Regions from separate parts of the Homo sapiens genome. Here region 1 is linked to region 2. The links are chromatin contacts, found by Hi-C or POLR2A ChIA-PET in ENCODE. All regions are on one chromosome and are shown on one strand. Each heading gives the region's core, a stretch centred on a gene start or an enhancer-like site at or near the end of the contact. The rest is flanking DNA. Distances are from core to core; before and after follow the strand shown. Region 1 holds the start of WFDC12 (WAP four-disulfide core domain 12). Region 2 holds the start of TOMM34 (translocase of outer mitochondrial membrane 34).

Region 1 (6,010 bases), core at 496-2,995, 160 kb before region 2:
TACAATACTTTTTTTAAAGAAGTATCATCAACAGTCAATTACAAATGACATTTTGGGGAGAACCGGAGAAACAAATATGAACTGGCTATGAGATGACATGCAGAAACTATTAATTATCTTAGATATGATAATGGCTTTGTGATTATATTGAAGAATATCCTTATTCTTAGAATTTGCATGCTGATGTATTTAGGAAATAGGAACATAATGTATTCAATTTCATTTCAAATATTTCAACAAATGTAGCTATAGGTATTCTAAAATATCCCAAACTATTAATAATTGTTAAATCCAGTTGTAGGTATACAAGTATCATTGTTCTGTTATTTCAATTTTTCTGTATGTTTAAAAAGTTCATAATAAAAAGGTGGAGGAGGAAATAGCCAATACATTCCAACATTCTAGTATTTGTTTATGAACTTCCCAGATTCCATCCCTGGTATCCAAATGATCTGAGTCCAGTGATATGACTGGTGAGATTGTAACCAAAGATTCACCACCTAATAAGGAGTAGGCTCACTTCCAGGAATGGAGGTATCCTCCCTGCCTCCACTTAACCCCAACTCAGTCCCTTCCACACTTCAGGATGTGGAACACCCCAAACCCAAATCTTTGCATTACTCAGGGGTCCTGTTAGTAAATGACAGAAATCCAATTCAGACCAGCTTAGGCAGAAAGGTGAATGTATTGGGTGGTAACATAACCCTGGGTATGAGTGGGGCTGATCTCAGGAAAAAGTTTAGTGAAGGACTAGATATCCTCTAAATTACTCCCTGTCCATCTCTCATCTCTTTTTATCAGCATCTTAGATTTATCTTCTCAGAATTTCTCTCTCACCAGGGCCAGGACCAAATTTCTGGAGTTTCTGGGCTTATATCTGCAACTTTTCCAACAGGAAGGATTTTCCTCCCTTTAGTACTCATTCAAAGAAAGGACCCCAAAAGCCTGGTCACACACACACACACACACACACACACACACACACGCACACACGTCCATGTCTTCTTCCAAATCCAGGAATTTGGGGGATGCAGGGGCAGAGGAGGGAAAACAAATCCTATGAAGATGATACAGTATAATTATTATGCTCATTGTATGAATGAGGAAACGGAGGCTTAGAAAGGTGAAGCTGCTTTCAAAGTCACACAGCTGGTGACAGGTCCAAAATCTGCTTTCCTCCAGGCCACATGAGATTGGCGGGGGGCAGGAGCACACGGTGCTGGAGCGCAAGGCTGAGAGTGAATGTTCAGGACAGACATTTTAAGCACTGCCATTCAGATTCTTCCTTGGGGTGAGGTGAGAACTGAGAACAAGTCCGGGGCAGCACAGGAAGGAGGGAAGATTTTGGTCCCAGGTGAATCAGGCATGAAGAGGGACTGATAGAGAACACGGTGGAGTTGAGGAAGTCTGGCCCTGCCACTGCCTCGTGTGTGAACTTGAGTAATTTCATGCCCTTTCTGTGCTTCTTTTCCTCCTTCCATAAGATAGTTTGGCCCTGGTGGCGCCTAATGGTCAATCACGTGTCCATTTCTTCTCCTCGTGTGAAGAACGAGGGTCGCTCTTGGATTTCTTCATCTATTCCAGTGCAGAGCCTTAGGGAAAGCCCCAAGTCCCTCCTCAGAAGGGGCCATTTCCAAATAGAGCTGGGAAGTGCAGCCTCCCTTGCCATTTTGAGCCTTCAGCTCCACCCACTGGCATGCCCAGCAGGAACACTATAAAGCCAGGCTCAGCCCAGCTCCCAGCCAAGCACCTGCCTGGCAACATGGGGTCCAGCAGCTTCTTGGTCCTCATGGTGTCTCTCGTTCTTGTGACCCTGGTGGCTGTGGAAGGAGTTAAAGAGGGTGAGCAGACATGGTGGAGCTGGGTGGGGCTGGGCTGGGGAGAGGTCCTGAGGGGCCCTCTGGGGCTGGAGTTCTCATATCACCTTGTGGCTTCCTCCACTAGGTATAGAGAAAGCAGGGGTTTGCCCAGCTGACAACGTACGCTGCTTCAAGTCCGATCCTCCCCAGTGTCACACAGACCAGGACTGTCTGGGGGAAAGGAAGTGTTGTTACCTGCACTGTGGCTTCAAGTGTGTGATTCCTGTGAAGGAACTGGAAGAAGGTAAGGAGACCTGCCTCCCAGGGCTGGGGCTGTCCCTTCCCTGCCTCTATCTGACCCATGAAAGTTCGGAGGAATTAGTCCCTTTAGCTGGTGTGGGGAGGGATGGCTAAAGCTGGCAGGGCCCTCAGAGACCACCTAGTCTGAACATCTCCATTGTCCAAAGGAGGAAACAAGGATGAAGATGTGTCAAGGCCATACCCTGAGCCAGGATGGGAGGCCAAGTGTCCAGGCTCCTCCTCTACCAGGTGTCCTCAGAAATGATGCTGGGTCCTTTCTACCTCTGGGGGTCACTCTCACTTGGCACCTGCCCCTGAGGGTCCTGAGACTTGGAATATGGAAGAAGCAATACCCAACCCCACCAAAGAAAACCTGAGCTTGAAGTCCTTTTCCCCAAAAAGAGGGAAGAGTCACAAAAAGTCCAGACCCCAGGGACGGTACTTTCCCTCTCTACCTGGTGCTCCTCCCTAATGCTCATGAATGGACCCCTCATGAATGAAACCAGTGCCCTTATAAGAGACCCCAAAGAGCTGCCTTGCCCTTCTGCAATGTGTGATCACAGCTAGAAGGCACTGTCAGAGAAGAGAAACTGGTCCTCACCAGATGCTGAATCTGCTGGTGCCTTGATCTTGGACTTCCCAGCCTCTAGAACTGTAAGAAATAAATATTTGCTGTTTATAATCCACCCAGTCTATGGTAATTTGTTATAGCAGCCCAAACCTGCTAAGACAACCTAATAGTAAAAAAAAAAAATCCTATTCAACATTATCAAAGTGAATAAAATATAAAATACCTACAAATAAATCTAGAGATGTACAGAAATTTTCTGAAAGGAAACCCTAAAACTTTATTAAATGACATTTTAAAAGATCTGGATAAATAGACTAAACTTTTCTACAGAATAAATAAATAAATGTTTTTTAAAAGATATGCTCTTCCCCAAGCAGGAAGCCTCCTCAAAGTGTTCACCTTGGTCAGCATAATTTATACCTGAAATATAATTAAAATTAAAACCCACTGGGTTTTGCAAACCCTAATGAAATAATTGATTCTGGCAATGATTATCCATGGCTTCTGAATATTTACAGGGTGCCATTTCATCACCCTGTGGTATATTTACAGTTTGTAAGAGGGAAAACACAAGTTTACAACTTGAGGATTCAGGTACACACCGAAAACACATTAATCTGTCTCCACAATGCTAAAAATGGGTAAAGCGGACCTCCGTTCCTCCTGAGGTGATGCAACACAAAACACACAGCATCATTCAAGAAGGGCTCCTGCCAAGACAGTTGAGCATGAACCTCACCAAGCCTCTACAGCTAGCATTCATCTATGGGAAATGTGAAGGACAAAGAAGATGAAAGACATCACAGGGAAGCAACATGGGACATTCTAAAGAACAATTTGTCTGTTTTGTTCAACAAGTCAATAGCATGAAGAAGAAGAAGGAGGGAGGAAAGGAGAATAAAAAAGAGTTGGAGAGATTGTTCTAGATTAAAAGAAACTTCAGATACATTACAGCCAATGCAATATGTGCACCAACAACCATAGAGTCACTTTTGAGACAATAAGAAAAACAAGATGCAAATAGAATATTAGATGATGTTAAGAAACTGCAGTTAATTTTCTTAGGTGTAACAGTAGGATTGTCATTATGTGAGAAAGTGTCCTTAGTTTTTAGAGATGCACACTGAAGTATTTAAAGGTAAAGTATAAGATCGGTTGGATTTACTTTAAAATACTTCAGCCAAAAAAGGGGTGGGGATATGCATGAAGGAATTCTTGTAAAATGGTTCATTGTTGAATCTGGATGATGGGTATGTAGGCTCCATAAAAGTATTTGCTGTTCTTTTGTGCATTTTTGAAAACATTTTATGATAAAAACAAGGGTTTGTTTTTGCAACTTAACAAAATGATCATTAGGTTCACATGGAACAATAAAATACTTGTAACCTGGAAAATTGAAAATGTAGACTAATGAAGGGTAATGGATACCACCAGTCACTAAAACATATTATGGAGCTACAACAATTACAGCCACAATACAAGCATACCTTGTTTTATTGTGCTTTGCAGTCATTGCATTTTTTACAAATTGAAGGTTTGTGGCAACCCTGCACCAAGCAAGTACATTGGCTGCATGTTTCCTATAGCATGTGCTCACTATGTGTCTTTGTGTCACATTTTGGTAATATTCACAATATTTCAATTTTTTTCATTATCATTACATCTGTTATGTTGGTCTGTGATCAGTGATCTTTGATGATACTTTCCTAATTGTCTCAGGGTGCCATAAACTGTGCCCACATAAGACAGTGAATTTGATCGATAAATGTCACATATGTTCTGATTTCTCCCCCAACCGGCCATTCTCTGTTTCTCTCCCTTGGAACACAACAATGCTGAAATGAGGCCAATTAATCATCTTACAGTGGCCTTTAAGTGTTTAAGTGAAAAGAAGAGTCATGTCTCTCACTTTAAATCAAAAAAAGCTAGAAATGATTAACCTTAGTGAGGAAGGCATGTTTGAAAACCAAGAAAGGTCCAAAGCTAGGCCTCTTTTACCAGTTAGCCAAGTTATGAATGCAAAGGAAAAGTTATTGAAGGCAATTAAAACAGCTACTCCAGCAAACACACAAATGGTAAGTGAAACAGACTTATTGTTAATATGGAGAAAATGTTAGTGGTTTGGATAAAAAAATCAAAACAGCCACAGCATCCCCTTAGCCAAAGCCTAATCCAGAGCAAGGCCCTAACTTTTTTCAATTCTATGAAAGCTGAGAGGTGAGGAAGCTGCGTAAGAAAAGTTTGAAGATAGCAGAGGTCGGTTCACAAGATTTAAGGAAAGAAGCCATCTCCATAACATAAAAGTGTAAAGTAAAGCAGCAAGTGCTGATGGAGAAGCTGCAGCAAGTTCTCCAGAAGATCTACACAAGATAATTGAGGAAGGTGGCTACGCTACACAACAGATTTTCAATGTAGATGAAACAGTCTTTTATCGAAAGAAGAGGCCATTTAGGAATTTCATAGCTAGAGAGAAGTCAATGCTTGGCTTCAAAGCTTCAAAGGACAGGCTGACTCTCTTATTAGGGACTAGTGTATTTGGTGACTTTAAGTTAAAGCCAATGCTCATTTACTATTCCAAAAATCCTAGAGCCTTTAGGAATTATGCTAAATCTATTCTGCCTGTGCTCTATAAGTGGAACAACACAGCCTGGATGACAGCACATCCATTTACGGCATAGTTTACTGAATATTTTAAGCCCACCGTTAAGACCTACTGCTCACAAAAAAAAACAATTTCTACTTTCCTTTTGTAATATTTCTACTTATTGACAATGCATTTGATAGCCCAAGAGCTCTGACAGAGATGTACAAGACAATTAATATTTTCATGCCTGCTAACACAACATCTATTCTGCAAATCAAGGAGTAGTTTTAACTTTCAAGTTTTATTATTTAAGAAATACATCTCATAAGGCTATACATTATTTAAGAAATACATCTCATAGCTGCCACAGATGGTGATTCTTCTGATGGATCTGGGCAAAGTAAACTGAAAACCTTCTGGAAAGGGCTCACAGTCTAACTGCTATTAAGAACATTCATGATTCATGGGAGTAGGTCAAAATATCAACATGAATAGGAGTATGGAAGAAGTTGATTTCAACCCTCATGAATGACTTTGAGGGGTTCAAGACTTCAGTTGAGGAAGTCGTCACTGCAGATGTGGTGGAAATAGCAAAAGAACTAGAATTAAAGTGGAGCCTGAAGATGTGACTGAATTGCTACAATCTTATGATAAAACTTGAATGGATGAGGTGTTGCCTCTTACGGATGGGCAAAGAAAGTAGTTTTGAGAGATAGAATCTACCCCTAGTAAAGATGCTGTGAACATTGCTGAAAT
Region 2 (5,329 bases), core at 2,830-5,329:
TGTATAGGGTGGGCTGACTTTTCGTTTCCATAGGTTCTGCAGGGTCAACTATAGTACATGAGTATACTCACATTTTAGTATCCTAATAGATCCTCAAACCAACACCTGGCAGAAAATGGGGAACAATTGCATAACAGTATTCAAGGGACTGGGTATGATGGCTTGCACCTGTAATCCCAGCACTTTTGGAGGCCAAGGCAGAACAGGAGTTCGAGACCAGCCTGGGCAATATGGTGAAACCCCTTTTCTACAAAAAACTTAGCCAAGCATGGCATATTTGTGTAATGCCATTTGCATGACCCACATGGTCACCCTGGACCCCGTGGATCAGGCCCTGCCTGGTGCCACCACCGCCACTTCTGTGCCAGGCCCCCAGTGTGATGCAAGTTGCATGATGCTCTTTGCTGTAGTGCCTTTTAATGGCATAGCTTTGGCAGGTTTGGAGATGTTCAGAATAGGCAAATCCTGTGGTGGATTTGTGGTTGTCTAAGGCCCTGGTGGAAGGGAGCATAGGTGAATTGGAGGGGATGATTAAAAGGTGTGAGATTTCATTTTGGGGTGATGAAAATGTTCTAAAATTGGTTGTAGTAATGGTTATACAACTCTGAATATACTAAAAGGCATTGAATTGTACACTTTCAATATGTGAGTTATATCTCAATAAAGCTATTTTACAAAAAAAGACACCTCTTCCCAGAAGACTTCTCTGTTCCCTTGTCCCTCCCCTGACCCTCTCATCTGTCCCTCCTTCAAATTATTTCAGTACTGTTTTTATCAGTCCTGGCATTTATAGGAAGCACTGCAGGAAGGGATTTCCAGGTATTGACTGCTGTGTAAGAAACCACCCCAAAGTTTATAGGCATAGAACAACAGTCTTTTTTTCTTCTCAGAAATCTACAATTTGAGCATGGCTCAGCAGGAAGGCTCATCTCTGTTTATGGTGTCAATCAGGATCAATCAGCCCTGTCCAAAAGGCATTTCACACAGCTGACAGGTTGGTGCTAGCTGTTGGCTGGAAGCTCACTTGGGTCTGAAGGCTAGGGGCGTCTCCATTTTTCTTGAGCTTCCTCACAAAATAAAGCCTGGGTTCTAAAGCATGTTCCCGAGGGAGAGCCAAGTGGGATGCTGCAGTGCCTTTTAGTGGAAGATACTTAATGTCATTACCACTGTGGAGGGGGGCCACAAAGGCCCACCCAGTTTCAAGGAGAAGGGATGCAGACTCCACCTCCTCATAGGGCAGTGGCAAGGGTCTGGAAGAGCTTGGGGAACCAGAAATATTATTGGGGCCATTTTTGGAAAATAAAATTTGCCACAGCTACACTTATCCGATAAACCACTCAGGAAATATTCAGCTGCAAGCAAGTGAAAACATCTAAATGTTGGCTTAAAGCACCATGGCATTTACTGTTTGTTTTGAGACAGAGTCTCGCCGTATTGCCCAGGATGGACCACAGCAGCCCAGTGATCTGGGCTCACTGGATTCAAGCAATTCTCCTGCCTCAGCCTCCTGAGTAGCTGGGATTACAGGCGCATGCCACCACGCCCAGCTACTGTTTGTATTTTTAGTAGAGATGGGGTTTCACCATGTTGGCCAGGTTGGTCTCAAACTCCTGACTTCAAGTGATCCGTCCACCTCGGCCTCCCAAAGAGCTGGGATTACAGCTGTGAGCCACCACACCTTGCCTTTATTGTTTATTAATAAGCTAATAAGTCAGCAGTTGATTCAATGACTCAGCAATATCTATTTCATTTTTTCCCCTCCCATCCTACTCAGCATGTTGGCTTTTCATACTTGTGTTTATTGCCTCATGGTTGCAAAATGACTGCCACACCTCCAGGTATCATATCCTTAACCCAGCACTACCCAAAGCAGAAAAAGAGCAAGAATGGCTACTTGACCCAGTACCTCTCTGTTATGGGGAGGGAAACCTTTCCCATAAACACTCAGCAGACTCTTTTTTTTTTTTTTTTTTTTTTTTGAGACGGAGTGTTGCTCTGTCGCCCAGGCTGGAGTGCAGCAGTGCAATCTCAGCTCACTGCAACCTCCACCTCCCGGGTTCAAGCTATTCTCCTGCCTCAGCCTCCTGAGTAGCTGGGACTACAGGTGCGTGCCACCACCCCAGCTAATTTTTTGTATTATTAGTAGAGATGGGGTTTCACTGTGTTAGCCAGGATGGTCTCGATTTCCTGCCTTGTGATCCACCCGCCTCGGCCTCCCAAAGTGCTAGGACTACAGATGTGAGCCACTGCGACCAGCCTCAGACTCCCTTTTATCTCATTGCCCAGATCAGCATCACATGTGCATCCCTTGATGAATCACTGGCAAGAGAAAATGACATTTTTCTAATTGGCTTAGAGCAATCCTGATTCACTTCCCCAGGCTGGGAGAGTCTCAGGCAAAATTCAGGCTCCTGGAAGCAAAGATGGAAGTCACTGAGTAGCCAGCCAGCAGCATGGGCCTCATCTGGTTTTCCCACCACAGTCAGTGTTCATCCTTGGTCGGGGCAGAGGGCAAGGGGAAGCATTTCAGATGGAACAGCCATCCAGCCCTCAGAAAGCTTATAGTCTGGTGGAGTTAAGTGTATGCAGATCATTATAACTGAATTCCTGAAGGTAGAGACTAGATCTTTATCAATCAATGACTTTTATTGGATGCCAGACCCTATTAGGGTCTTGGATAAACAAAGATAAAAAGGACCCACTTCCTGCCATTAAAGACCTCGCAGTGTTTAAGGAAAACTACAAACTGGCAATCAAAGGGTGACTAATGCAAAGTTAGGGATAAAGCTAGAGACCAATAGGGAGCAAAGGGAGCATAGTGGGGGGTGGGGAGGGGGCTGGAAGCAGGAAAGGCTTTCAGAGAAGATGATGTTTGAATGGAATGTTATAAGTTAATTCAGGATTAGGCAGGAGAAAAAGTATTTAGAAAAAAAAATCCAGGAGAAGGAGATAACAAGCAAAGGCTAGGAAGCAAGAATTTAGTGTGTGTAGATAGCAATGCGTGGGACATAGAGTCGTCAGATGAGGCTGGAGATAAATTGAAGTCACACTCTGTGAAAGATCTTCATCCATTCTGAAAGCTGATCATACGAATTGGGTCATTCTTGTCATATCCAACTAAGACAGAATTGAAAAGCCAGGGGAACAAATACTCAGGGCATATAACATTGCTCCAAAAAAGTAATTTTTTGCAAGCCTGGCTGCTAAAACTGCCTGCTGTAACCTAAAACCAGTTTTATCTAATAGCTACTGAAACAGCCTGCTACAATTCTGAGTTTTATCCACCACTATCACTTACCAATCAAAGCTTGCCAGCTCCCCAAGAAGCTGATAAACCCCCACTTTACTAGTGCCTGTAAACTTCCTTGAAGAGCAATATGTAACATTTCTGTTTTATAAAAATCTCCAAACCTTCTCTTTGTTCTTCTGACATACCAAAGACAACCTGGTCTGTGTGTAAGCCCTGAATTGCAATTCTTGATTGCCAAATAAAATATTTAAACTTTAGAGATTCATCTCTATATGTTGACTTTGACACCATCAATCCACCTGTGCATTAATTTATTAAATAAATATCTATAGAGCACTAGGTACCAGGTACTTTCTAGCCTTGGAACCTTTGCACTTACCATCCCTCTGGCTGGAACAGCATTCCCTAAATCTTGTCTGGTCTCAGCTCAACTATTACCCCCTGAGAAAGGCCTTCCTTCATCCCCTTATTTAAAATAGCCCACACGTGGTCACTTTCCATTGCATTATCCTGTTTTGTTTTCCTTACAGCACTAATCACATGAAATGAGAGTCTTCGTTTGCTTATCAGTTAATTGCCTGTGGGGACCCCACTAGGACATAATCTCCCTGATAGCGGGGCCAGCCTCCTTCCCTGCGTCATCCACGGCGTTCTAGCAACTCAGGGAGCCCAGAGCATGCTGCCGCCCCGCGTGCAAGGGAGCCTAAGTTCCAAACCGAGCACGCGCAGAGGGCGGGACGCTCCGGGCCTCCAGGTCTCGCAGGCCCCGCCCCCTCGCCGCGGGTTCGCTGTTGGGCGGAGATATTCGCCGCCGGCGCTTGCGCCCGGAAGGTGTGCCGCACCACACGGGGGAGGAAGGAAGGAGCTCCCAACTCGCCGGCCTGGCCACGGGATGGCCCCCAAATTCCCAGACTCTGTGGAGGAGCTCCGCGCCGCCGGCAATGAGAGTTTCCGCAACGGCCAGTACGCCGAGGCCTCCGCGCTCTACGGCCGCGCGCTGCGGGTGCTGCAGGCGCAAGGTACGACCCCGGCCCCCATCTCACCTCCGGGCCTGCTCCTCCAACTCCCGCAACCACCGCCCGGGCCTCGCGCGGCGGCCAGCAGTCCTGCCCGGCCCTCCCACCCTTCCAGCCCCTTCCGACTCCGGCATCCTACCAGAAACTTCCTCGGCCCTTTCTTTCCACCTGCTTGTTAACTGCCCTGTTGGCCCCCATCCTAAGTTATTTAGGCCTCGTTCTGAGCCCTGAGAAGAAAGCTAAACCCTCCTCCCCCGCAGCAATTCATTTTTCAGTTAGTATTTGTTGAGTAGCTGTTATATACCGCCTGTGTAACAAGACACAAAAAGTCCCTTCTCTCAAGGACAGCGCATTCTTGTGGGGGCGGTGGGGAGGACGTGAGTCTTAAGCGAGTCAGTAAGTAAACGAGACCTGTGGGATAATCAGGGTTAGGAAGAAGACAAATAGGGTGATGTGATAGAGTTGACTGGAGTGGGAGATCAAGGGCAACATCTGTAAAGAAGTGATATTTGAGGTGATGTCTAAATGATGAGAAGCCAAGCGCACAAGGTTTTCGGTCCTGAAGTGAACTGCAATGAGAAAGGCCCCCCCTCCAAGACGATATAAACATGGTGTGTTTCAGGGGTCAAAGCATAGTGAGCCAGGGCAGGGAATAGGAAGACATGAGGTCAGTTAGGAAGGCAGACCCTTATTTATTGTGGAGGTGTTGTAAACTCTGCTAAGGAGTTCGGATTTCATGCCAAACTGGAAGCTTGGCATGAAAGCTGCTGGATGGGAAGCTACTGGAGAGTTTGAAACAGAAGAATAGCATATTCTTACCAGTTCTCCCAGCGTCCAGCTTTCGTCAGCATACCGCAGACCTTTGCCCAAAGCCCCTTCTCCAGGGTGACTTAATCAGAAACCCTCATTGGTTAAAGCCTTGACTTTTGAAAGGAGCCTTGGATCCTGGTTTCTGTGAGTCACCGTTCAGTACCTATTTCCCTTTGCCGCCTTCCTTTTTTTCCTTTTCTTGGCTAGCATCTCTTGAGTGATTTACCATGTGCTAGACATTTTAGACACGATC

The links. Hi-C counts contacts between places; a loop is a spot of excess contacts on that map. ChIA-PET counts read pairs that join two places held with the same protein, here RNA polymerase II (POLR2A). Pooled maps may share reads with other maps.
Region 1: POLR2A ChIA-PET joins it to region 2 with 10 read pairs in HepG2. The contact joins the promoter of WFDC12 here to the promoter of TOMM34 in region 2. A Hi-C loop is called at or near these places in 2 of 50 pooled maps. POLR2A ChIA-PET finds 5 or more read pairs at or near these places in 3 of 52 experiments (HepG2 and activated T-cell).

The regions. Positions count from the first base shown.
Region 1 is chr20:45,120,200-45,126,209 of GRCh38, reverse strand. WFDC12 (WAP four-disulfide core domain 12) reads left to right here and starts at 1,745. Exons shown (of 3, transcript NM_080869.2): 1 at 1,745-1,841; 2 at 1,945-2,103; 3 at 2,267-2,785. The coding sequence starts at 1,763. The coding sequence ends at 2,364.
Region 2 is chr20:44,959,147-44,964,475 of GRCh38, reverse strand. TOMM34 (translocase of outer mitochondrial membrane 34) reads left to right here and starts at 4,079. Exons shown (of 7, transcript NM_006809.5): 1 at 4,079-4,269. The coding sequence starts at 4,143. LOC124904912 (a long non-coding RNA gene) reads right to left here. Exons shown (of 2, transcript XR_007067599.1): 2 at 4,939-5,329. STK4-DT (STK4 divergent transcript) reads left to right here. Exons shown (of 3, transcript NR_038341.1): 3 at 1-682. RefSeq lists a silencer at 3,821-3,900 and enhancers at 4,131-4,220, 4,231-4,280, 5,061-5,150.